2 separate regions of the Homo sapiens genome follow, and region 2 is linked to region 1. Evidence: read pairs that join two places in POLR2A ChIA-PET (ENCODE). Cell type or tissue: GM12878. All regions are shown on one strand. Each heading gives the region's core, and the rest is flanking DNA. Links, peaks and the distances in the headings are about the cores only. Region 1 overlaps HIPK2 (homeodomain interacting protein kinase 2). Region 2 overlaps TBXAS1 (thromboxane A synthase 1).

Region 1 (11,787 bases), core at 4,451-6,950:
GAAAGAGAAGGAATCTAAGCTGGCTGGTCTTTGGATAAGTTGAGAAAAGCAGCAAAGGCATGCCAGGTAAAGGAATAGTGTAAGAGTGTGAAGATAGGAAGTATAAGAGACATTCTAGAAACAGCGAATAGACCAGCTTCATTCAAGTTAAGGACCCAGGAAGGTTAGTAGAGCTGGAGCTAACAAGGTAGTTGGAATCAACATGTAAATGTATCGAGTTCTCAGCTTTATCTCCTTGACAGTAAGGAGCCAGTGGAAGTTTGGAGAGGGGAGTGGCATGCTCAGAGATGTTTTAGGAAGATTAATCTGGTAGCCAAATATAGGCAAATTAAAGGGAGACAGAGTGCTCAGGTAGATGAGATGTCTAGATTTGCTTTAGTCCTTCTAGAAAGTGATAAATACATTCACTGTGGAAGTGGCAGCAACAGCAGAAATAAAGAATTGGATGCAAGAGATGTTTTGAAGGAAGGAGAAATTAATAAGGCTTAGCACCTTCTTGTCTATGAATGTAAAGAAGAACCATCATAGTTCATAGTTTTGGAGCCAAGTGACTAGAACAGTCATGGAGATGTTAGGATAGAGGGTGAGATGGCTAGATTTTTAGGAAAAAATAAGGGGTTCAGCTTTGGAAGCGCATCTTTGACATTGTAGCAGGAGGCTGCAATATATCACTGTAACCTCTGAGGGAGAGCCCAGCCTGTGATAAACATGTGGGGGTCACCTACACAGAGGTGACGGCTTAAACTGCTTGAATGGATGATAGCTGCCAGAGAGAACAGAGTCAAAACGGTGGAAATGCCAACATTTGAAAGGAGGAAGAGGGCTGGGTGCGGTGGCTCACACCTGTAATACCAGCACTTTGGGAGGCTGAGGGGAGTGGATCACTTGAGATCAGGAGTTTGAGGCCAGCCTGGCCAACATGAAACCCCGTCTCTACTAAAAATATGAAAATTAGCTGGGCGTGGTGGCGCACACCTGTAGTCCCAGCTACTCAGGAGGCGGAGGTTGCAGTGAGCCGAGATAGCACCACTGCACTCCAGTCTGGGCGACAGAGCAAGACTCTGTCTCAAAAAATAATAATAATAAAATAAAGGAGGAAGAGGAACCACCCGAGCACACAGTGTGCAATCAGACACGGGATGGGGAGATTACAGATTCACTGAAGTCCAGAGAAGAGCATCAAGAAGGAAGTCGTGGTCAGCAGTATCAGATGTTGCAGAGGTTAAGAAGAACGGGCTGAAACAAGGCCATTGGATTAGGCAATTAGGAAGTCATTTACCTTCAAGAACAGGAGCCTATAGTGCATTAACGAGTTGGGGGAGATGGATTAAGATGTGGGCATTGAAGAAAAGGGAGCATAAACCATTGATCACAGGTGAGAGGAGGGAAAGAATTAAGAGGGGGGAATGCGGCTGTTACTCCTTTTGCCTTCCATGTTGGGAGTTTGTGTGTGCACGCACATGAAGGCAGAAGAAAAAGATGAGGTGACCGATTCATTTGGACAGCCATATTAAGTTCCTACTAAATACTTGGATCCAATTAAGTACAGGGAGAAATGGAAAGCTACAAGAGAAAGAACAGTGGTGGAAGCAGGTTCAAGAGAAAATGGGACAAATATGGATCATGAGAATCGGGAACTTTTTTAGTATTGGAAAAGAGCAACACCTCTTTCTCTCAGACTGGAGAGAAGGAATGAAGGATGGAGGATGATGTAGATTCAGGAATGTTCTGAAATGAAGAAGGAAATAAAGGAGGAAAGTAAGGCTGACCTCAGGCTTCTGGACAAAGTGGAAGTTGGGTCATCTACTGAGAGAGAAGGTGGACTAGGGTGATGGTTGATGGAGTGGAAAGGATTACCACTCTAGGTAATGCCAGGGGCTCAGAGAGACAGGAACACTAGGTTAGCCAACCCCCAACAGGGCTTGCAGAAGCTGCACTTCCTTGTGCTTCTGTGAGAAATGTTTGTTGATAGTGGCTTAGAAGATGGGCAATGTTTGTTACTCTTTTAACCTTTAAGGAGTTATCCTTCATCACCTTATTATTTTTGCTTAATATATTTTCTATGAATTTTTGTTTCAGTATCACCGTAATTTGTACAAGTGTTCCAGAATAACGGTCTCATAGGTTTCTAAGTTTATCTAAATTGTGGATGAGATGTTGGTATGAAATAATAGTACTTCTGGCCAGACACGGTGGCTCACGTCTGTAATCCCAGCACTTTGGGAGGCTGAGGCGGGTGGATCACCTGAGGTCAGGAGTTTGAGACCAGGCTGGCCAACATGGTGAAACCCCATCCCTACTAAAAATTCAAAAATTAGTCGGGCGTGGTGGCAGGAACCTATAATCCCAGCCTTTGGAGGCTGAGGCAGGAGAATGGCTTGAAACCTGGGAGGCAGAGGTGGCAGTGAGCCGAGATCATGCCATTGCACTCCAGCCTGGGTGACAAGAGCGAGACTCGGTCTCAAAACAAAAACAAACAAACAAACAAAAAAAAACAAAAAGAAATAGTACTTTCTAGAGAAATGTATTGATATATGAATTTAGCAGGAAGCGTGAGTGAATGGAGCCATGAATTGTGCTACCCAGTCCCCACCAGTAAGGCTGATAAAATGTTTTATGCTGTTGAAATGAAAAACGTCAGACCAACTGCTGATCCACTAAACCCTACAGAATCGATGACAAAGATGCCAGCTGGTAATTAGGGTTCATCCAGGATCCAGAAGATCCTGAGTGGCCTGGTGATGGGGCCTGTGTGGGAAGATGTTTTCTCAAACCAGTAAACTTGACAGGGTCTGTGGACAAGGCTGAGCTGATGATGTGGGCAACGAAGTACGTGACAGCAGAGCCTCCTGAGTTTCAGTAGAAAGCAACCCAGGGAGAACTGAGGAAGAATCCATTTCTGTCACAAGTAATGTTTACAAAAAAAAATGGTGACCTATGTCCTGATATTGGAATTCTGTTTCTGAGTCTCAGCTGTGTTGCTGGCACCTAATGGTGGCAAGTGGCACCCTGGAACCACTTGGTTCCACAAACTCAGTGACCAGAATGTGCTTCTGGGTGGAAGAGATTCACTTTTTCAACCTTGTTTTCAAGTGGGAGGAATATATTCTGTATGGCCCAAGCCACAGATGAGAACTGAAGGGGATCTGTTGAGTTTACTTGTACCAAGGTGACTCCGATACTTACTTTTCGTTTTCCTTTCCTTGTAGGTATGGCCTCACATGTGCAAGTTTTCTCCCCTCACACCCTTCAATCAAGTGCCTTCTGTAGTGTGAAGAAACTGAAAATAGAGCCGAGTTCCAACTGGGACATGACTGGGTACGGCTCCCACAGCAAAGTGTATAGCCAGAGCAAGAACATCCCCCTGTCGCAGCCAGCCACCACAACCGTCAGCACCTCCTTGCCGGTCCCAAACCCAAGCCTACCTTACGAGCAGACCATCGTCTTCCCAGGAAGCACCGGGCACATCGTGGTCACCTCAGCAAGCAGCACTTCTGTCACCGGGCAAGTCCTCGGCGGACCACACAACCTAATGCGTCGAAGCACTGTGAGCCTCCTTGATACCTACCAAAAATGTGGACTCAAGCGTAAGAGCGAGGAGATCGAGAACACAAGCAGCGTGCAGATCATCGAGGAGCATCCACCCATGATTCAGAATAATGCAAGCGGGGCCACTGTCGCCACTGCCACCACGTCTACTGCCACCTCCAAAAACAGCGGCTCCAACAGCGAGGGCGACTATCAGCTGGTGCAGCATGAGGTGCTGTGCTCCATGACCAACACCTACGAGGTCTTAGAGTTCTTGGGCCGAGGGACGTTTGGGCAAGTGGTCAAGTGCTGGAAACGGGGCACCAATGAGATCGTAGCCATCAAGATCCTGAAGAACCACCCATCCTATGCCCGACAAGGTCAGATTGAAGTGAGCATCCTGGCCCGGTTGAGCACGGAGAGTGCCGATGACTATAACTTCGTCCGGGCCTACGAATGCTTCCAGCACAAGAACCACACGTGCTTGGTCTTCGAGATGTTGGAGCAGAACCTCTATGACTTTCTGAAGCAAAACAAGTTTAGCCCCTTGCCCCTCAAATACATTCGCCCAGTTCTCCAGCAGGTAGCCACAGCCCTGATGAAACTCAAAAGCCTAGGTCTTATCCACGCTGACCTCAAACCAGAAAACATCATGCTGGTGGATCCATCTAGACAACCATACAGAGTCAAGGTCATCGACTTTGGTTCAGCCAGCCACGTCTCCAAGGCTGTGTGCTCCACCTACTTGCAGTCCAGATATTACAGGTAAGACCGTCCACAAGGAGACAGGAGCTGCTGAATGCCCAGTGGCACTCACAGAGAATGTGCCACCTTAGTCACTGTGGGGAGATAAAATTATATGTCTACAGTTCCTGCCTTCAAGTGATCTTAATGTACTTACGAAATTAGGACATGTGCACATTGCGATGTCAATTAGAAGTCACATTAGAACGGAGCCAGGTAAGATCCGTGGCACAGGTGTTCAGCGTTGGAAGGGCTCCCTGGGACCTGGGGTGCAGAGCAGAAGAGTTCCGTCCTCCCGGATGGGTAGGATCCAGACAGGTGGTGGAGAGAGAGGGATGTGCCATCCACAGTCCGCAGTCACACTAGTGGGAATTTACAGGAGACAAGAAGGACACCCGCCTGGCCAGAACAGTTTGTGAGTGGTGGGAGATGTGAGTGAAAGCCTGGTTGGAACCAGGTCACTGGGGGTCTTAAATATCAGATCAAGGAATTGCAACTGTATCCTCAAACCCAGAGCAAGCCCTGGAAACCTTGAACAACATAAGGTAACGGGTTGAAAGGGATGTTCCGAGAAGGTTCCTTGTCTATCCACGTGCAGAAGGGCTGGAGGAAGGGAGAGACTAGTCTGGGGCCAGCTGGGTGGCTCCTGTGGTAAGGTGACTTCAGGCTTTGGGTCAGGATGAGGGAGGAATGATAGTGTCCGTGGCAGGGAAGTGTGTTCAGTCATGGACTCACACATGCAGTCATTCAACAAGCTTTGATTTCACTTTTAATATGTGCCAGCCGCAGTGCTAGGTATAGGGATATAGACAGGGCCCTTGCCATCCTGGGGTATCTGGAAGCTTTTCAGGGACCCCTGTATGCAGTCAGGATTGGAACCGCTGCCGACATGGAGCTGAGATCGGAGTGCTGGCTTTGGAGTCAGGAAAGGCCAGAGTGAACCTGGTCCCTCCTCTCCTAATGGCCTGATTTCTCCATGCCTTCATTTCCTAACCCATGAAGTGGGAGAAATCCTCTCACCAGCCTCGTGGGCAGCTGGGAGGTAACATGGCTGTAACATGGCTTAGGTGTGTCACTCCGTGGCTGGCCATGGCGGGTGCACAGCGGGGAGGCGGCAGGGATGGAAAGCAAGACCCTGCTCTGTGGAACCAGCCTGGGGGTGTGTTTGGGGTGGTGCCGAACAGTGCAGTGGAGATAGAGGTCACAAGAAACAAAACTGAAACTCCCATGAGAAGATGGGACGGATGCACATTTAAGAGCGTGCCACGTAGGCAGGAAGACCGGGGTCCCCGGAGGCCATCCTGCTTGCAAGCAAGCACGCTCGCTTGCCCGTGTGCTTTCTCCATGCGCCTTTCAAGGCCACAGAGAGAAGGCTGGAACATGCCCCAGGGCCTTGTCGACACAGCTGACCTGTCACCCATTCCTGGGGCTGACCTGGGCCAGCTTCCCCTTCTTGCTCCCTGTCCGGGCCCCCATCCTGGCTGCAGGCAGAGCTGTTGCAAGTCTCCTCCCAGCCCCTCCCTCAGCCTGCTGGGCACCAGGCCCTCCTTCCCTGGGAGAGCAACAGCCCCTCCGTTCGGATCCCCAGATGCCCTCCCACCTTCCACCCCGTCTCCTTTCATCCTAATCCTGACTCACACAGGAGGTTTCGAGGCCTCTTCACCCATGCTGTTTCTGTCTCTTCCCTCTTCCCTTTAGGAGGCATTTCCTGAGTTAGAACAGCTCTCTGCGAGCCTCTTCTCTGCCCTGCCCTGAGGATTCCTTTCCCGCTCATTTCCTATGCGCAGAAAGGTCTCCACAGGCCTGTGCTTTCACCACCAGGCCCCGTGCGGACAGACGGGTCTACTGCTGCCCCTCCACTTGCTCTCCACTCCCTCGTCCTGACCAGGCCATCCACTCTGTGCCCCGCTGGCCCCAGAGCCAATGGCAGGGAGAAGTAAGCCCAGGGCAGGAGCCTCCAAGGAAGACAAGAAGCCTCTCCTTGTCTCCAGAGGAGAAGGATGGGCAATGGTTGAGTGAATCTGGAGGGTTGGGTGCCCGGTACCGACAGCACATATTCTCTGTAGAGAGTGCCTGGGCCTCTGAAAGCCAGCTCTGGTGGCCGTCCCGGGTACCAGCCCCATTGGGGGCTAGCTGGTGCTGTGCTGGCTCTGGGAGGCTGCTGTGCCACTTCGTATTTAGGTTGGTAAATTCAGCATGCCAAAGGCTGGCTCTTTCTAGTTCTTGGCCTGAATTCAGGGTGAACAGCCCCTGACTTGGCTGCTAGGGCTTTTATGTAGTTCATCTGAATTGCTGCATCATGAACACGTACCAGTGTTATTAACATTCACTGAAAGCTAGCATGGCGACTTGTAAAAAGACTTCGACAAACTCTGTTTAAAAGGCAGCACATCCTTAGAGCGAAACTTGGTGAATCGAGTAAGCTGAATTGGGGATTCTTAAGACCCCCTTGTCATCTTGCCTTCTGGTGCCCATGTGACGCTTCCTGGAGCCCTCCCTGCCCATCCCCTTGGACTCTGCGAGTTTTTCTTTGCTTTCCTGCCTGGTGCTGGTGCCCCTAGTGCTGAGGAGACAGGTCGCAAAATCGGGGATCCTAGCTCAGGAAGCCTGCGGCAGCAGTAAAAGTTTGCCTGTGAGGGTTGGGGAGGGCTGACTCCTTCACCTGGACTCACAGCGATCCTCTCCTGCCCCCCTCTGTGGGTGAGATCAGGCCTTTTGGACGCCTCTGGTGGGTGTGGTAGGCTGGTTTGCTGGCGGTTCCTGGGCCCTCAGGAGCCCTCTTTTCCCCACTTCGTGACAGGCACAGTCACATCTGGCCCCTGTGTCCCCACATCCCTCTGAAGGACCCTCCGTTTAGTTGTGATAGTACCCTCTTTTCACCCCTGAAATCACCATTGCCTAAAATTCTGAGCAAGAAGGCCTCTTTCTCCTTTCTGTGGTCACCTTCAGGCCCTCATGTCAGCCTCCCTGTGCCCAGCCCTGGTTCCAAAAATACGGTCAGCAGGAAAGACAGCGGCTCTTCTGCCTGAAATGAGGCTTCATTTCTAAGTTGGTGCAATGTTCTGTTTCTCCCTCAGGCCTTGTCTGAGCCCTGCAGTGGTTTGCCACCATATAGATCGATCCGATTTTTCGAGGACAGTCTCTAGTGCTCTGTCTCTTTTCGTCCCAGCTGTGTGGGACAGCCAGCTCTAGGCCATGTTTATCAAGTTGATTTTCCTGGTGGCTTTGCCTCTTATAGGAAAGAAAGGGGGCAAGAAAAGCTCTTTAATTGTCCATCGTTAAGGCCCATGTCCCAGAAAGAAGACGCTTTCAGATGCTTTCAGCTGCATCTGCATCGTGAGGGAATGGCTGTGTGTTTGAGCCGCCTGGGCTGGAGGAGTCATTGCATGCTGTGCATCCAGCCTCCCAGCAGGTTGGCCTTTGTCCTGCAGGTGGTGGGTGGGGACTTTCTCCCCTCGGCCCCCTGTATCTGAGCTGGGCACATTATCGTCCCAGGACATCTGACTTTCAAAAGGTAGAGTACTTATGTGTCCCTCTGTCATTTTGCATGGGACTGGGCTAAGTGTCTCATCCCACCATTGTCCCCACCTAGTGACACAGAAACGGTGTGAGACAAGGATATGTTATCCTCGCCTTGGGGACTTGGAAAAGGAGGTGGTGTCCCCGGAGCCAACTGTTTTCCCCAGCTCTCAGGCATGTGCCTGGCCACAGTGGCTGTTGGTATTCTGTGAGGCAAGCCCACTGGTGTGTTTTTCAGGAAACAAAGGCTGCTTTTTAAGTTTTTTTCTCGAGTCTGAAGCAGGGGTATTCCCTTCCAATTCGAAGGTCAGTTATGTCATTAACTGTCAGCTGCCCAGGTTCTCAGGCTTTACTGTGCACAGGAATCTCCTGGAGAGGTTGCTGGGAACAGAGTCTCCCTGGGAGTACCCTGGGAGAAAGTCCACACCCACCACCACAGAGACTTGCCTCAGAGAACTGGAGGTGAGCCAGGCAGGGGGTCTTAGGACCAGTCTTTGAGAAACACTATTCTGAAGGACAGAGGGATTTTCTTAATGGTGTCACCTTTCAGGTGTTGACACCCAAAAGAACAGAGTTGCAGGTAATCCTTGCTTGTATTACTTCACCTTGGGCGCCCCTGCCCTTTTGTTATTTAATTCTACATTGATGCCAGTTCATTTTGTTTGTTTTTAGTTTTTTTGTTTTTTTTTTGAGCAAGCAATAAATTGGTACTGGGGTATTTCCATTATCAGCAGAACCAGTAAACTACAAATAAGACCAAATGTTAAACTCCACTCTCAGAAAAAAACACAAACAAAAAGACATGCCATTCAGGCAAAGGGTAATCAGTGATTAAAATATATAGATTTTTTTTGGTTTCTACTCTGGATTATTCAAAATATTCTTGTCTAGAGTTTTTTGAAACACGTAGGACTGTTACCAGGACCCAAAAATTGAACATAAAAAATTAGGACATGAAAAATAGCAAATAATCCACTTTTTCAGAATAATCTAACCTTTTTTTTTTGAGACGGAGTCTTGCTCTGTCTCCCAGACTGGAGTGCAGTGGTGCGATCTCGACTCACTGCAAACTCCGCCTCCCAGGTTCACCCCATTCTTCTGCTTCAGCCTCCTGAGTAGCTGGGACTACAGGCGCCCATGACCACGCCTGGCTAATTTTTTTGTATTTTTAGTAGAGATGGGGTTTCACTGTATTAGCCAGGATGATCTCAATCTCCTGACCTTGTGATCCGCCTGCCTTGGCCTCCCAAAGTGCTGGGATTACAGGCGTGAGCCACCACGCCCAGCCTTTTTTTTTTGTCTGATTCTTTGGGGTGCAAAGACTGTCTTCAAGTTGATTTCATGGTGGTTTTAGGTGGGGGTGTGTATTATTCCATTCTTGCATTGCCATAAAGAGCTACCTATGACTGGGTAATTTATTAAAAAAAAAAAGGTTTAATTGACTCACAGTTCTGCGGGGTGTATAGGAAGCATGGCTGGGAGGCCTCAGGAAACTTACAATCATGGAGGAAGGTGAAGGGGAAGCAGGCACATCTTATATGGCTGGAGAAGGAGAAAGAGAGAGGTGGGGTAGGTGCTACATGCTTTTAAACAACCAAATCTCGTGAGAACTCACAATCACAAGAACAGCAAGGGGGAAGTGTGCCCCCATGACTCAGTCATCTTTCACCAGGCCCCTCCTCCAACGTTGGAGATCACAATTCAACATGAGATTTGGGTAGGGACACAGATCCAAACCATATCAGGGTGGAGATTAATTTTCAGTTCAATTCATCAAACATTCATTACTGAGTGTCCCGTAGTAGATATGTGCTCCAGAGTGCAGAGGGTAAGGCATGATCCCTAATCTTGCAGAGTTCACAGTCTCTTTGAGGAGATGGAAAACACAAACCAACTGCCAAGACTGTCATTCTGATGCTTCAATATTTTAAATGTTTGGTCATTCAACAGAGATTTATTGTGAACCTACCTTCTGCCAGACTCTAGGGAAACAATGATGAGCAAAGCCAGTTCAAGAAATTAAAAGTCAGTGAAAGATTTTGCCAGATGGGTTAACAGGGAAGTTAACATGAGATAGGGATGGGGAAGTCTAGGGGTCATGGAGACTGGAATAAATAAGGGAAGATGGGAGAAATGATGGTGACTCCTTAGACAGTGACACCTGGCGGGAGTCGAAGGCCTGTACTGGAAAATAATAATCCGGTGAGTGAAGCCTGACAATAGAGAGTTTTGAATACAGGCTTGAGGGGCTTGGGTTGAGCCAAAGTGCCAGAGCTGGGAGCCATTGTAAATTCTGGAACAAAGGAGAAGTTTAATGAAAATTAATGATGGTATAAATCAATTGGAATGGCAAAGAAAAAAAAAAGTTGTGGGGATGTTTTGAGAGCCAGAGGCTAGGAGACAACTGTTGTTACTCAGGAATGAAGGGATGAGGCCCTAGATTATAATGGGGGGTTCTACCCCCCGATAGTATGAATGTGGACATTGTTAGTGCATTTAACTTTTCCGATGCTTTGATTGCAGAATTGACTTAGAGGGAATAGCTTTTTGTTTATTTTGCTTTCTTTTGTTTAATGACCTTGCTGTCTCTAAGGCTCAGTTCTGAAGCTCCAGTCTTTCAGAGCCTAGTTTCAAATCCCACCACTGCTATAAAGAAATAGGCTCTGAAAGGAGAAACCAGAGACCTTAGCACCAGTCCTAGCCCTGCCCCAAGCTGTGTTCCATTGAGTCACGGTCAGTAGAATGTCAGCTGTGACTGTCCACACTCCTCCATCTGGATCCCATTATGACCTGGGCCTGTGTTTATGAGGCGGTTGGCCAGAATTGGTGGTTCAGTCTGTGGCCAGGGAGCAGTTTTCTCTCCTGTGGGTTGACCTTGGCCTCATTAGCTGAAACTGGGAACCCTCCATGATCCCCTGATCAACAGAGAACAGAGCATATTCTAAAATGCCATGCTCTGGGCTGGAAATATCAATCATTTCAAAAAGGGGCATAGCTTTATAAAGCCATAAATATAAGTCATTTCAAAAATTGCATAGCTTGTGCAGATTACAGCATATAGAAAGTGAGTGACTAGAAGTTAGGTTTGATTGAAAAGAGGGTCTCTGAAAGCAAGTGCATCGCAGGCATGAACTTTTAAAATTAATTTGTCTTTTACTAATAGAAACAACAGGAGAAGGTTCTAGTTTGCACTTGAAGATATGAAGTGAACTGTTCAACCCACCGACAACTTCATTTGCCCAGGGAGACTGTTATAAATACGTACATGTATGCGTTTCGGGTTGCAGCTTCTCTTTTGAAGAGAAGTAATCAATAAGTTATGTAGGCTGTTAGGTTATCTTCAAGTTTCCCTTATTCATCTCTGGGACCTTCAGCTGTATGGTAAAATACTTTGCAATTAAAATTTCTCTTAATAAGTATTATTATTTAATTATAAGTATGAAATAACTGAACTGGAATGCTCTGTGTATACTGCCCTGGTACTGCAGTCCCCTCTTCACACACACACAGGTGCACACACACACATGCACACACACAGACTCAGGCGACACAGTTTAAGCCCATGTGTGACATGCAGGCACAGGTGTGCTTATGAGAACCATGGTGACCAAGAAGCTGACACTCAGCCCTCCATACAGAGCTACTGATAATGCACACACGCCCACCATGTGGTGAAAGACACAAGGCACACGCAGCAAGCATGCTTGGACATGCAAGGGCACACGCACACACTTAAAGACATGAAAATACCCCAGTGTCCCCAGAGACAGAGGGCCCAGGTGCAGACGCAGTGTTCACGCCCTGGAAACTTGGCCCAGTTTTCTGCCTTGCCACAGAGCTGCCAAATACATGTCTCTAACCTGAGAACAGTAGGGCCAGAACTACTCTTGGGCTCAAGGTAGAGACCAGTCATTTTCCAAGTGGGATCTAAGGACCCTCCTGCCCCATCATCACCCAGGGTACTTGCCGAAACAAACCTAATGAGCAGGCCCTCTG
Region 2 (11,787 bases), core at 6,189-8,688, 150 kb before region 1:
TTTCCAGCCACTCAAGTTTGTAGTACTTTGATATGGCAGCCCTAGGTTAAGTGGTACACTAGGGATACTTATGAGTGAGTCTTACAGGGTCAATGAAAAGTTGTTTTTAAATATCTTGCTGTAACTTTAAAAATTGTCATTGTAAAAAAAATCCTTTTATGTCAAATTGTGTTATTAAGTCCTGTGCCATTTAAAAAAGTGCAGGAGGCCAGGGATGCTACTGTGTAAAGCAGGTAATACGCAATGATCAGACGATCACCATGTTCTGATGTTTACAATGGGTTTCCTTTGATGTGAATTAATGCAAATGTTTCCCACAATTATGGTTATGGACACCTGTCATTGTTTACATCAAGGATACTTAAGTTGGAAAACGACAACAGAAAGTATATATAGCTTTAGACAGCATCTTTCGGTTTTATTTTCACAACCAACGAGGTCATTAAACGCTACAGGACACAAATACTGCTGTGCCAGCGGTACAATTTACTGTCCATTCTCAAAATAAATCGGGCCACTGGATCATTCTCAAAATCAGGTTCAATTTGTAAAGGCTGGAAAATTTCCTGTATTTTATCTTCCTCAAGGCTTTCTCTTTATTTATTTATTTATTTATTTATTTATTTATTATTTATTTTCGAGGCAGAGTCTCACTCTGTCACCCAGGCTGGAGTGCAGTGGCACAATCTCAGTTCACTGCAACCTCCTCTTCCTGGGCTCAAGCGATTCTCCTGCCTCAGCCTCCTGAGTAGCCAGGATTACAGGCGCCCACCACGCCAGGCTAATTTTTGTATTTTAGTAGAGACGGGGTTTCACCCTGTTGGCCAGGCTGGTCTTGAACTCCTGACCTCAGGCGATCCGCCTGCCTTGGCCTTCCAAAGTGTGGGGATTCCAAAGTGTGTGAACCACCGTGCCCAGCCTAAAACCTTCTCTTGATGGATTCAACATGGGTGCTTAGCCCATTGTTTAGCCAAAGAAGCCACTTCTGATAAATTGGTATTTTGATGAATCACATATTAAGGAGATGGTCAAACTGACTGAGGTTTGGAACAAAAGAAAACAGAAATTATCTACCTCCAGGAATTGGCTTCTCCTGTGGTGTGCAGGAGAAGGGTCCAGCCGGCCCCTCCGCTCGGTCATTACATCCTCACTGTCACTACCAAAGAATTCCTACTTGGTGCACTGCTTTCAAAAACTTCAGTGGATGTATTTGAAATGGTGAAAGATTCCCTTGGCAAATAGCGCTTCTCCAGGGGTAAAAACTTGTGATGCTCCAAGAACAGGTGAAGCCCAGCGGTGCCAGGTAACCCAGTGTCCTGCACATTGGAGAAGAGAGGCCCTTTGCCATGGTTACTCTATGGTTTCAACACGCATGCCCTCATGGGCTTTGCCAGCAATTCCATTAAACATCATGGCCACATCGGAAGCTTTATTAGAAACAGATCCTTAAATAATTGCCTTTTCAAAACGTTTTGTTAAGAAATGGAAGCAGGGTGTGAGGTTTGCTGGCTTTCCAAGACACATTTTGAAGTGCTTCACAGAAATTTGGGCACAAAAGCTAGAACTATCAGGGAGAAAGCCTACTCTCTTTATATTGTCATTCTCTTGGTTTTTTTCACTGTGTATTTTTTATATGTTTGCTATTACATTCTCTCTCTATATTTTTCCTATGTCTCTACTTTTTCTTCTTTTTCTTTTTTTTAGCATTCTCACTCTGTTGCCCAAGCTGGAGTGCAGTGGTGTGATTTCAGCTCACCGTAGCCTCTACCTCTCAGGCTCAAGTGATCCTCTCACCTCAGCCTCCGAAGTAGCTGGGACTACAGGTGTGCGCAACCACAGGTGGCTAATTTTTTTTTTTTTTTTTTTTAGAAACAGGGTCTCACTATGTTGCCCAGGCTGGTCTCAAACTCCTGGGCTCAAGCGATCTGCCTGCCTCAGCCTCCCAAAGTGCCATGATTACAGGCAAGAGCCACTGTGCCTGGCTTATTTCTCTACTTCTATTTATCCAGATTTCTACTTTTTTCATTTAACATAAGGAAAAACATCTCCATGTTATTAATCCTTTATAAATATCATTTTTATGGCTGCTTAATAGTGCTCTTATATACATATTATAATTTACTAAACCATTCTTATTGTCAAATACTTAGCGTGTTTTCTATATTTTAGCTACTTTGAGTTATGCTGCTACAGTTAGCATTTCTGCGCAGAGGTTTTCCCACACTTTGTGCATGAAGATTTTCTTAACCTGAGATCCATGAGTCACTGGTTTTAAACACTGGTATGTAATATCTAATTGCTTTCCATAAAGTTTGTCCCAGCTAGTCCTACCGTTGGTATATCCTTTGCACCAAATGCTCTCATAAAACTTTTTTCTAATTTGTAAGCTACATCAATGTATTTTGATGTCTGCATCTATTTTCTTACTAGAGAGAGAAAACACATTTTCCTATCATTTCTTCTTCATTCTCAAAAATATTTCCCAATTTTTGACATTATTAACTAACTTTCTTCCCTTCTTCCCTTCCTTCCCTCCCTCTTTCCTTCCTTCCTCCCTCCCTCCTTCCTCCTTCCCTCCCTCCCTCCTTCCTTCCTCCCTCCCTCCTTCCTTCTTCCTTTCCCCCCTCCCTCCCTCCCTCCCTTCCTTCCTTCTTTCCTTCCTTCCTTCCTCCCTTCCTTCTTCCTTCCCTCCCTCCCTTCCTCCTCCTCTTCCTCCTCCTCCTCTTCCTCCTCCTCCTCCTCTTCCTCCTCCTCCTCCTCTTCCTCCTCCTCCTCTTCCTCCTCCTCCTCTTCCTCCTCCTCCTCTTCCTCCTCCTCCTCTTCCTCCTCCTCCTCTTCCTCCTCCTCCTCTTCCTCCTCCTCCTCCTCCTTCTTCTTCCTCCCTCCCCCTCATTCCCACAGTATGGTTTATCTAGGTGGCAGGCAGAATTGTGCTCCACTAACTGATTTAAAAATTAGTTGGAAAATGAGCAGTCATTGATAGGTACTGCAAGCTGACTCCACGCACATATCTGGGTGTGAAGAGGAAGATAAGCAGATAAATCTGAATAGTTTTCATTGACTTAGCTAATAACTAACCACAGCCTTGTTAGTTGACTGTAAATTCCATTCCCTTTATCCTTGTCCCATTTCTCACCCACACCCACAAGAGAAACTGTAAGGATTGAAACTGCTTAAATCACGCCTCAAGGCAGATGTTCCTGAAGGGTTGGTGGGGAAATGGTGCAATACAGATTTTACACGTGAGATCTTCTCGGTTTCCCTTTTAGCACCTAGTGTCCACCCTGGCATCCTCATCCTCATGTTCAGCCCCCTCTCCATTCCCTTAAGACCTCAATCTCAGTTTGCCCTCAGGGCTGGAAATCATCTGATGCACACTCACTCACGTATCAGTAGTAACTAGGCTATGCCCTAAAATACAACCTGCAAACGAGACTGTTCATTTACAAATTTATAATAGTGAGTATTTTTTTTCCAAGCAATAAGAATCGGACATCTCCTTCCTAGAGTACCTCCTTTCCAGGTACTTGAGAAGCCAAATCAATCATCAGAGGGTGTGTTGAGCCAGATTCTACAATGAGAGGTGGCTCAACAGAATCGGTATCTCAGTGGGACCCTGGTAAAATAATCCTGTCCCACAGCTGATTACATCCCTCCAAGGGGTTAGCAAAGGGATGTTGTGCCTGCTGCACTGCTCCCTTTTTCCCACTGATTCATAATGTCACTTCTATCATGCTCCTCAGTAGTATAGGTGCTTGGATCTATTCTGATCCATTTGTCTAGCTTATGCTTCACTATTTTAATTATTATAACTCTAAATCACACTCTTTGTTTTTTTCTCTTTTTTATATATTACTTCTTTTTATTCTCTTTTTTGTCTTTTTTTCTTACTCAAATTCCTTTTACCATATAATACATTTTTATAACTTACTTTTTCATATTAATTTTAGAATTAGTCTGATTTGATGAGAAAATGCTATTTGGATTTTTCTGGAATTGCATTAAATGTATACATTAATTTAGAACATACCAACATTATTACAACATCAATTTGTCTCATATATGAATGTGTTGTATCTCTCTGTTGATTTTATTTTCTCTGTCCTTCAGTAACATTTTATGATTTTGTGCAGAGAAGAGTATCTTTTTGCTATTTACGTACATTTGTTTTGGTGTTGCTCATGTATAGGAGCACCTTTTTTTTTTTTTAATGCCAGCGTTGTAATCAATGATCCTTCTGGACTTTCTAATTAGTTTTATTGGTTTACATGTGGAATTTCTTTGATTTCCTATGCTGATAATTATGTTTTATGCAAATAATATCAGTCCATTCTCTTTCTTTTTAATCCTTTTGTCTGACTTCTCATTTTCTTTTCTTATTACATTGGCTAAAATCTCTAGTACAAAAAGGAAGCAGAAAGAGTAAGCATCCTTTTCTTGTTCTTGATTCTGCAGGAATGCAGCTAATGTTTCAAAATTAAGTGTGAGGTTTTGCTTTAGAGTTTTCATAGATATCCTTTATTGGGTTGAAGATATTTCCTTCTACTCCTAGCTTGCCTGGAAAAGTTGTTCTTGATTAGTCGTGCTATGGGTTTATCTATTTTATTTATCTTTTGAAAGCACCAACTTTTTCTTTGTTGATCATTTCTGATTTTTGTTGTTTTCTAGTTCATTGATTTATGCTCATATTTTGATTATGGACTTCCTTCTATTTTCTTTGGGTTGAGACTTTGTTCCTTGTTGTTTTCTTTTAACTTCTTAAGTTATTAGTTTAGTTCACATGTTTTCAATGAACGCATTTAAAGCTATAAATCTTCCTCTAAGTAGTTCTTTATCTGCATTCTGTACATTTTTAATGTAGTGGTTTTATTGTCTGATAGTTGCATTCCAATAGGAAACTTCTGAATATCAATGTGCTATAAGATGTACACATGCAAACCTCAGGAGAACAGATATGTTGGAGTTACAAGACCTTCCTATTGTTTTTTCAATTCTGTCCCACCCTATATACAAGATTTAGTGAATGACAGCCATTATAATTTGTTGCCTAAGGAACCGCTTATAATCTTTACCCCTCTGGAAAAAAAATAGAAGACTACTCAATAAATACATAAATATCTGGCTGGTGTTCAGTTCTTTCACCAATAATGTAGGTACCACAAAGACATAGTCATTGCAGTCATTAGCCTGACAATAACTTTGTCACTGCACAAGAAAAATATATTATACATGTATATTGACATACAAGAGTTACACAATCATTACTATTATTATAATTTACAATAGTTTTTAGTTTCCTGTGTCTCAGGCACTATGCTTAGTACTTTTTATATACTGTCTTGTACAAGCCCTCCAACAATCACATAAGGATAGAAATAAATACCATTCTTATATTACTGATTAGGAAATAAAAGCTTAGAGAGGTAAATAATGTACCCAAGGTGCTGCTAAGCAATTGAGTCAGAGTTAAAACCAGGTCAGCTACATTTCAGACAAGTGCCGTTATTCACTAACCCTACTTACTGTCCCTTTCTGTCCCCTAGGCTAAGACTTTGTGGATAAAGCACAACATGAGAACATGTAGACAATATGCTGAGAACAAAGGCAGGCTGCTTAGAAACCAAAAGTGTATTAATAACATATACTAATGAACTGATGATTGTGATGAGAAAGAGAGAGACAGAGGGATTCTTTACCTATCTAAAGCCAATCTTGTTAGTTTTGCTCCTTGTCCTTACTCATTATTCTCAATTATTGTTCCTTCCTGTTGCATTGATTTCTCCATTTCTACTGGATCATTCCTATCAGCATACATATTCCAGTGTCTTCCATCTTAAAGGAAAAAAGGCAAACTCCTTGGATTTGGCCATTGCCTTATTTTTCTTCATTCCTTCCCAGTAAGTTTCCTTGAAAGCATTGTCTAGATGGCTTCCTCCCCTTCTGTGCCCTTAGTCTCTCCTCCCCCCACTCCAACTAAGCTTCTGTACCCACAGCTTCCTTGGGGCTGCCCTTGTCAAGATCATTGATGACTTTGATCTTATCAATCCCATTATTTCTTTACTGATCCTTCAGTAGGATTTTGATAGAGATGAACATTCCTCCTTCCTGAAGCACTCTCTTCCCTCTTTCCATGATACCACTCCTCCTGCCTCAAAGATTGCTCCTCACTGTCTTTGCTGGCTCCTTTCCTTATGTTGAGTCCCATCACTTCAATACCATCTAAAAGTCAATAATTCCACATCTTTAACTCTAGTTCCATTTTCTCCACTGAGCTCCAGTCCTCCTTACCCAACTTCCAACTTGATGGATGCTTTGAATGTCTGTTAGGCATTTTACAGTTAATCTAAATCTGATTTTAATTTACCCACTAAATCTGTTGTCTCCCAATCATCTCTACATCACCATTGCAACCACAATCCACCAACTTCTCAAGTCAGAAACACTTGAGACACAGTAGATTGCATAATGGGTTAAGACATGACTGTCCCTCCCAGTTGGAGGATTATACATCCCCACCTCATTTACTTTGGGCAACGTGATGCCTGGAAGCAGAGATTAAAGTAAAGCAACCGTGAACCAAGGAGGCAAGAAACCAATATTCCCCTGGATCCCCCAGAAGGAACCAGCCTGCCTGACACCTTGACTTCAGGCCAGCAAGACTGATACATGGACAATTTGCTCCATAAAATAATAATTGCAATGGACCAAAACACATCAAATATATTTTGAATCCATGAGTTCACAATAATACAAAAATAGCATGTGTTACCGTTGTCAGATGTTACGCACTTAATTCATGATACCATGTTTGGTACTTCAGCCATGTGAATACCTGTGCAAAACTTACATCCATTTTGAGACTTGTTAATTGAATCCTTTGCCATTAGAATTATTTTAAACAGGCCAGGCACAGTGGCTCGCTCCTGTAATCCTAGCACTTTGGGAGGCCAAGGCAAAGGAGGTCAAGGATCACTTGAGGTCAGGAGTTCAGACCAGCCTGGGCAACAAAGTGAGATCCAAAAAAAAAAAAAAAAAATTCTAAAAAGAAAAAAAAATTAGCCAGGTGTGGTGGTGCATGCCTGTAGTACTAACTACTTGGGAGACTGAGGCAGGAGGACTGCTTGAGCCCTGGAGTTCAAGGTTACAGTGAGCTATGATCGCACCACTGCACTCCAGCCTGGGCAACAGAGCGAGACCCTGTCTATATGTATAGTAAGTGTCTTACATAATAGATCAAATGCAGAATCCTGTCAGAAGTGAAGAATTTTTTTTTTTTTTTTTGAGACAGAGTTTCACTCTTGTTGCCCAGGCTGGAGTACAATGGCATGATCTCAGCTCACTGCAACCTTCGCCTCCCGGGCTCAAGCAATTCTCCTGCCTCAGCCTCCCAAGTAGCTGGGATTACAGGCATGTGCCACCACGCCCAGCTATTTTTTGTGTTTTTAGTAGAGACGGGGTTTCACCATATTAACCAGGCTGGTCTCGAACTCCTGACCTCAGGTGATCCGCCCACCTCAGCCTCCCAAAGTGCCGGGATTACAGGCATGAGCCACCGCCCCCGGCTGCGAAGGAATATTTTTAGGTAAACTTATATTTCCCAACTGTATTAATTTTCTATTTTTGTTATAACAAGTAGCCACAAGCTGAGGGATTTAAAACAACACAAATTTATTCTCTGACAGCTCTGGAGGCCAGAAGTCCAAAATCAACCTCACTGGTTTACAGGCAGGGTGTCCACAGGGCTGGTTCCTTCTGGAGATGGCAGGGGGTGTCCCCTTCTTGTCTCCCTGGGTCATGGTCATAACCTTCCAGTTCTGCTTCCAGTCCTCACACTGCCTTCTCTCGCTCTGACAACTCCTGTGTCCTTTTTATAAGGACCTCATGATTACATTTAGGGCCCACCCAAACAATCCAGAATACTTAACCCCTTTCATGATCTTCAACTTAATCACATCTTCAAAATCAGTTCTGCCATCTAAGGTTGCATTCACAAGTTCCAGAGGCTAGGACATCGACATTTTAGGGGGCCAATATTCAGCTACCACGCCAACTTATAGTGTATGTAGATCCTGATTTTATTTTGAAGTGTGCCTGAAAAGAAGAAGTGTCTGGGGTGGGGACTGTGAGTTACCCTGAGCTTCCTGTTTCTACAGAACTGAACAGTACATGGTACAGTTGCAGGGGGTGGGGTGGGGGAAGGCCAGCCGAGAGCTCACCCAGTACCCAGCCTCTGCCTTGGGCAGCACTGAACCAGGCTTTGGTAGCCCTACCACTGAAACAGCCAAGAATACATATTCTTTAGTTTTGTTGTTGTTGTTTTTGAGACAGAGTCTTCCTCTGTTGTCCAGGCTGGAGTGCAGTGGCACAATCTCAGTTCACTGCAACCTCCACCTCCCAGGTTCAAGCCTCATGCCTCAGCCTCCCGGATAGCTAGGACTACAGGCGTGCACTATTGTGCTCAGCTAATTTTTGTATTTTTAGTAGAGGTAGGGTTTTACCATGTTGGCCAGGCTGGTCTCGAACTCCTAACCTCAAGTGATCCACCCACCTCGGCCTCCCAAAGTGCTGGGATTACAGGTGTCAGCCACCATGCCTGGCCAAAGATAACGTTTTATAAAGAAAGTATTACAATTCTTTTAAAAAGGTATCTAGTTGATGGTTATTGTAATTCAGAGAGTTAACTAACTTCTCCATTTTTATCCTAACTTTTCAGGGCAAGAAAGCCAGTTGAGTCAGTAAGTCTCAACGAGTATTAAGGCCTTAATCTTCTAAATTCAGTTATTTGTATAGCCCCTTTATAATTTTGGCCATATCTGCAAGTTGCCTGTACATTTACTTATTTCCCAATTTCTTTTAGATAAATTGAAATGAATTCATTTTAAAAGGAAATTTTATGTCGTGATCATAAGTGAAAATCAGTATCACTTACATAAATTAAAAACTAATGATAGGCCAGGCACGGTGGCTTATGCCTGTAATCCCAGCACTTTAGGAGGCTGAGGTGGGCGGATCACGAGGTAAGAAGATTGAGACCATCCTGGCTAACACAGTGAAACCCTGTCTCTACTAAAAATACAAAAAATTAGCCAGGTGTGTTGGTGGGCGCCTGTAGTCCCAGCTACTTGGGAGGCTAAGGCAGAAGAATGGTGTGAACCCGGGAGGCGGAGCTTGCAGTGAACAGAGATCATGCCACTGCACTCCAGCCAGCCTGGGGTGACAGAGTGAGACTCCGTCTCAAAAAAAAAAAAAAAAAAAACTAACGATAAAAAATGAATGCTTTGGGCCGGGCACGGTGGCTCACGCCTGTAATCCCAGCACTTTGGGAGGCAGAGGCAGGCGGATCACCTGAGGTTGGGAGTTTGAGACCAGCCTGACCAACATGGAGAAACTCCACCTCTATTAAAAATACAAAATTAACCGGGCATGGTTAATTCTGGCGCATGCCTGTAATCCCAGCTACTCAGGAGGCTGAGGCAGGTGAGTCACTTGAACCCAGGAGGGGGAGGTTGTGGTGAGCCAAGATCACGCCATTGCACTCCAGCCTGGGCAACGAGAGCAAAACTCCTTCTCAAAATAAAAAATTAAAATTAAAAATTAAAAAATAAATAAATGCTTTATAATGAAAGATTTTTAAAGTCCGTGTACCTTCTAAAGTGATCTCACTCACCATTCACAGTCTATGGGACACTGCCAAGAAGACGTGACTCTCAAGGATGGTCCGAGGAAGACATAATCAAAATGTGGTCTGCAAGGTTGCTTGGGCTCAGCTGATAGTTCAAAACCATGGCCAGAGAGCAGATACCAAGCATGGTGCTGGGGGAGTGCTGAGTTCCGGGTACCAGGATGCTGCAGGGACCATGCCTACATGCCCTTGCTCTGTGGCACTTACAGCCTAGTGGACCAGACAGACATTCAATGGCTACTGACAAACAGTTAATTAAGCATTTACATTATGATCATTGTGGCTAAGAGGCATCCCCTGTCACCTGTCAGTCCCAGTTTAAATACATGCTTTCTATTTTGATCACTCTTCTGTCTGACTATTGGATATTTGTTGAGCCTTAAAAAACGATAAATGGTCTCCACTTATTATGTCCCCCAAAGTTAATCTGGAAAAAAACAAAAACAAAGCAGGACCCTCCAAGAAGGACCCATCCCCAGAAAAATCATTAAACTGAGAACAGAGGTGTCAAAGCTGGCACAATAAACGAGAGCCATGTTGTGGCACCATAGCAGGTGAAGGCACTGGAAAGGCTGCTGCCTTGGAACAGATGGGTCACCTGGAGGCCATGGGGCAGAGTGAGCATGGGGTTGATGTGTACGAAGAAGCACTGCAAAGAAACTGCCTTAAAATGGAGTGTGTTCTACTTTCTCAAGAGTGCTTTAAAATGCCCATCCCACCCCCAAGAAAATTCAGCCCAAGGCCAGGCGTGGTAGCTCACACCCATAATCCCAGTGTTTTGGGGGGCCAAGGCAGGAGAATTGCTTGAGGCCAAGAGTTCGAGACCAGCCTGGGCAACATAGCAAGACCCCACCTCTACAAAAAAAATTTTTAAAAATTGCCAGGTGTGGTGGTGTGTGCCTGTAGACCCACCTACTTGGGAGGCTGAGGCAGGAGGATCACTTGAGCCCAGGAATTAGAGGCTGCAGTAAGCTATGATCAAGCCACTGCACTCCAGCTTGGGTGACAGAGAGAGACCCTGTCTCTTAAAAAAAAAAAAAAAAATTAAGAAGAAAAGAAAATCCAGCCAGCCAATCCCAGGATTCTGACCCTGGGAAAGTGTCTTGCCCTTCTGTCCCAGTGAGAATTAAAGAAGAATGATGAAGGTACAGCAAACAGTAGTGCCACCATCCGAAAACACACACAACGTGTGTTTCTATTGTGAAAACAGAACAAAGCAACTGACGTACATCATAAAACTCTTGAAGTGACTGATATTTATGAAACACTTCAGGGGTGGCTTTTGTTTGTTTAAGTATTGGTTATTTGACTAAATTTAACCAGACAAAGTTCCTCCACCTTTCACCAGAAAAACCAATGACATATATCCATGCAGCATAAAACCTTCCCCCAAAAACTCTTTTATAGGATGGAGAGAAAAAAAAAGAGTAATGGCTTAGTTAAATGAACAAAGATAAATCTATTTAAACAGAATATTATATGATTATATATTTTAAAATGTAAAAAGCAGCCTCTTGTATCTGGTCCTTGAATTCCTTATGTGTCAGGGGACAGTAAGCCCAGATGTAGCATCCCACGGAAGCCCAAAGACAGCTTCCAGGGGCTGGAGAATTTGCCTCTTGAGTAGGATGTTTGCTTCTAGAACTTGTAAACTAAAAATAAAATCCTAAGCCCCCAACTGACTGAATGGACCATCTCTTGGCCAAGGGGTCCCCAGAGTAAACTTGAAAACTGAGTTCTTGGCCATGATGGGATGGGGAGTCAGACACACTCCTTCTACCCCTCCCTCACTAGCCATGATTATGCTTTCTCCCCTAAGGGCTAAATAGAAAGCGGCCTTTTCAAAGCCTCCATTGGTGTTGACGCCATAACGCCCTGAAAGCGTCTGATGTTAAAAGCCTCCACCGCTGACATCAACCTGCCACCTGATGCTGCCCCTTTCTTTTGCCTGATACGAGACCACCGATTATGGAGTGATTCTGGCCATTGTATGGAGGATGCTCAGTGAGGGTTTTCCTGTCCTTTGCTTCACTTTTTGAAGTCAGAGGCTCGAAAACTCCACCCTCAGATTATGCTAAGGCTGCCATTTTTTCTACATGGGACCC

Evidence for each region. Peaks named below come from ENCODE experiments on the same cell type or tissue, not always from the same donor. Only the 100,000 strongest peaks of a DNase experiment are listed, where the experiment ranks them.
Region 2: POLR2A ChIA-PET joins it to region 1 with 5 read pairs; 2 of 35 experiments call an interaction of 5 or more read pairs at or near these places.

The regions. Positions count from the first base shown.
Region 1 is chr7:139,708,438-139,720,224 of GRCh38, reverse strand. HIPK2 (homeodomain interacting protein kinase 2) reads left to right here. Exons shown (of 15, transcript NM_022740.5): 2 at 3,210-4,293. Among named protein-coding and RNA genes, the nearest start is that of HIPK2, 64 kb to the left of the region's middle. RefSeq lists enhancers at 3,109-3,609, 3,610-4,110, 5,324-5,813, 7,524-8,350. In GM12878, for the core only: no CTCF peak of the experiment used is centred there; a DNase peak (open chromatin) is centred at 5,509; H3K27ac peaks cover 1,210 bases.
Region 2 is chr7:139,856,669-139,868,455 of GRCh38, reverse strand. All of the region lies in intron 1 of TBXAS1 (thromboxane A synthase 1), which reads right to left. Among named protein-coding and RNA genes, the nearest start is that of TBXAS1, 33 kb to the right of the region's middle. In GM12878, for the core only: no CTCF peak of the experiment used is centred there; no DNase peak of the experiment used is centred there.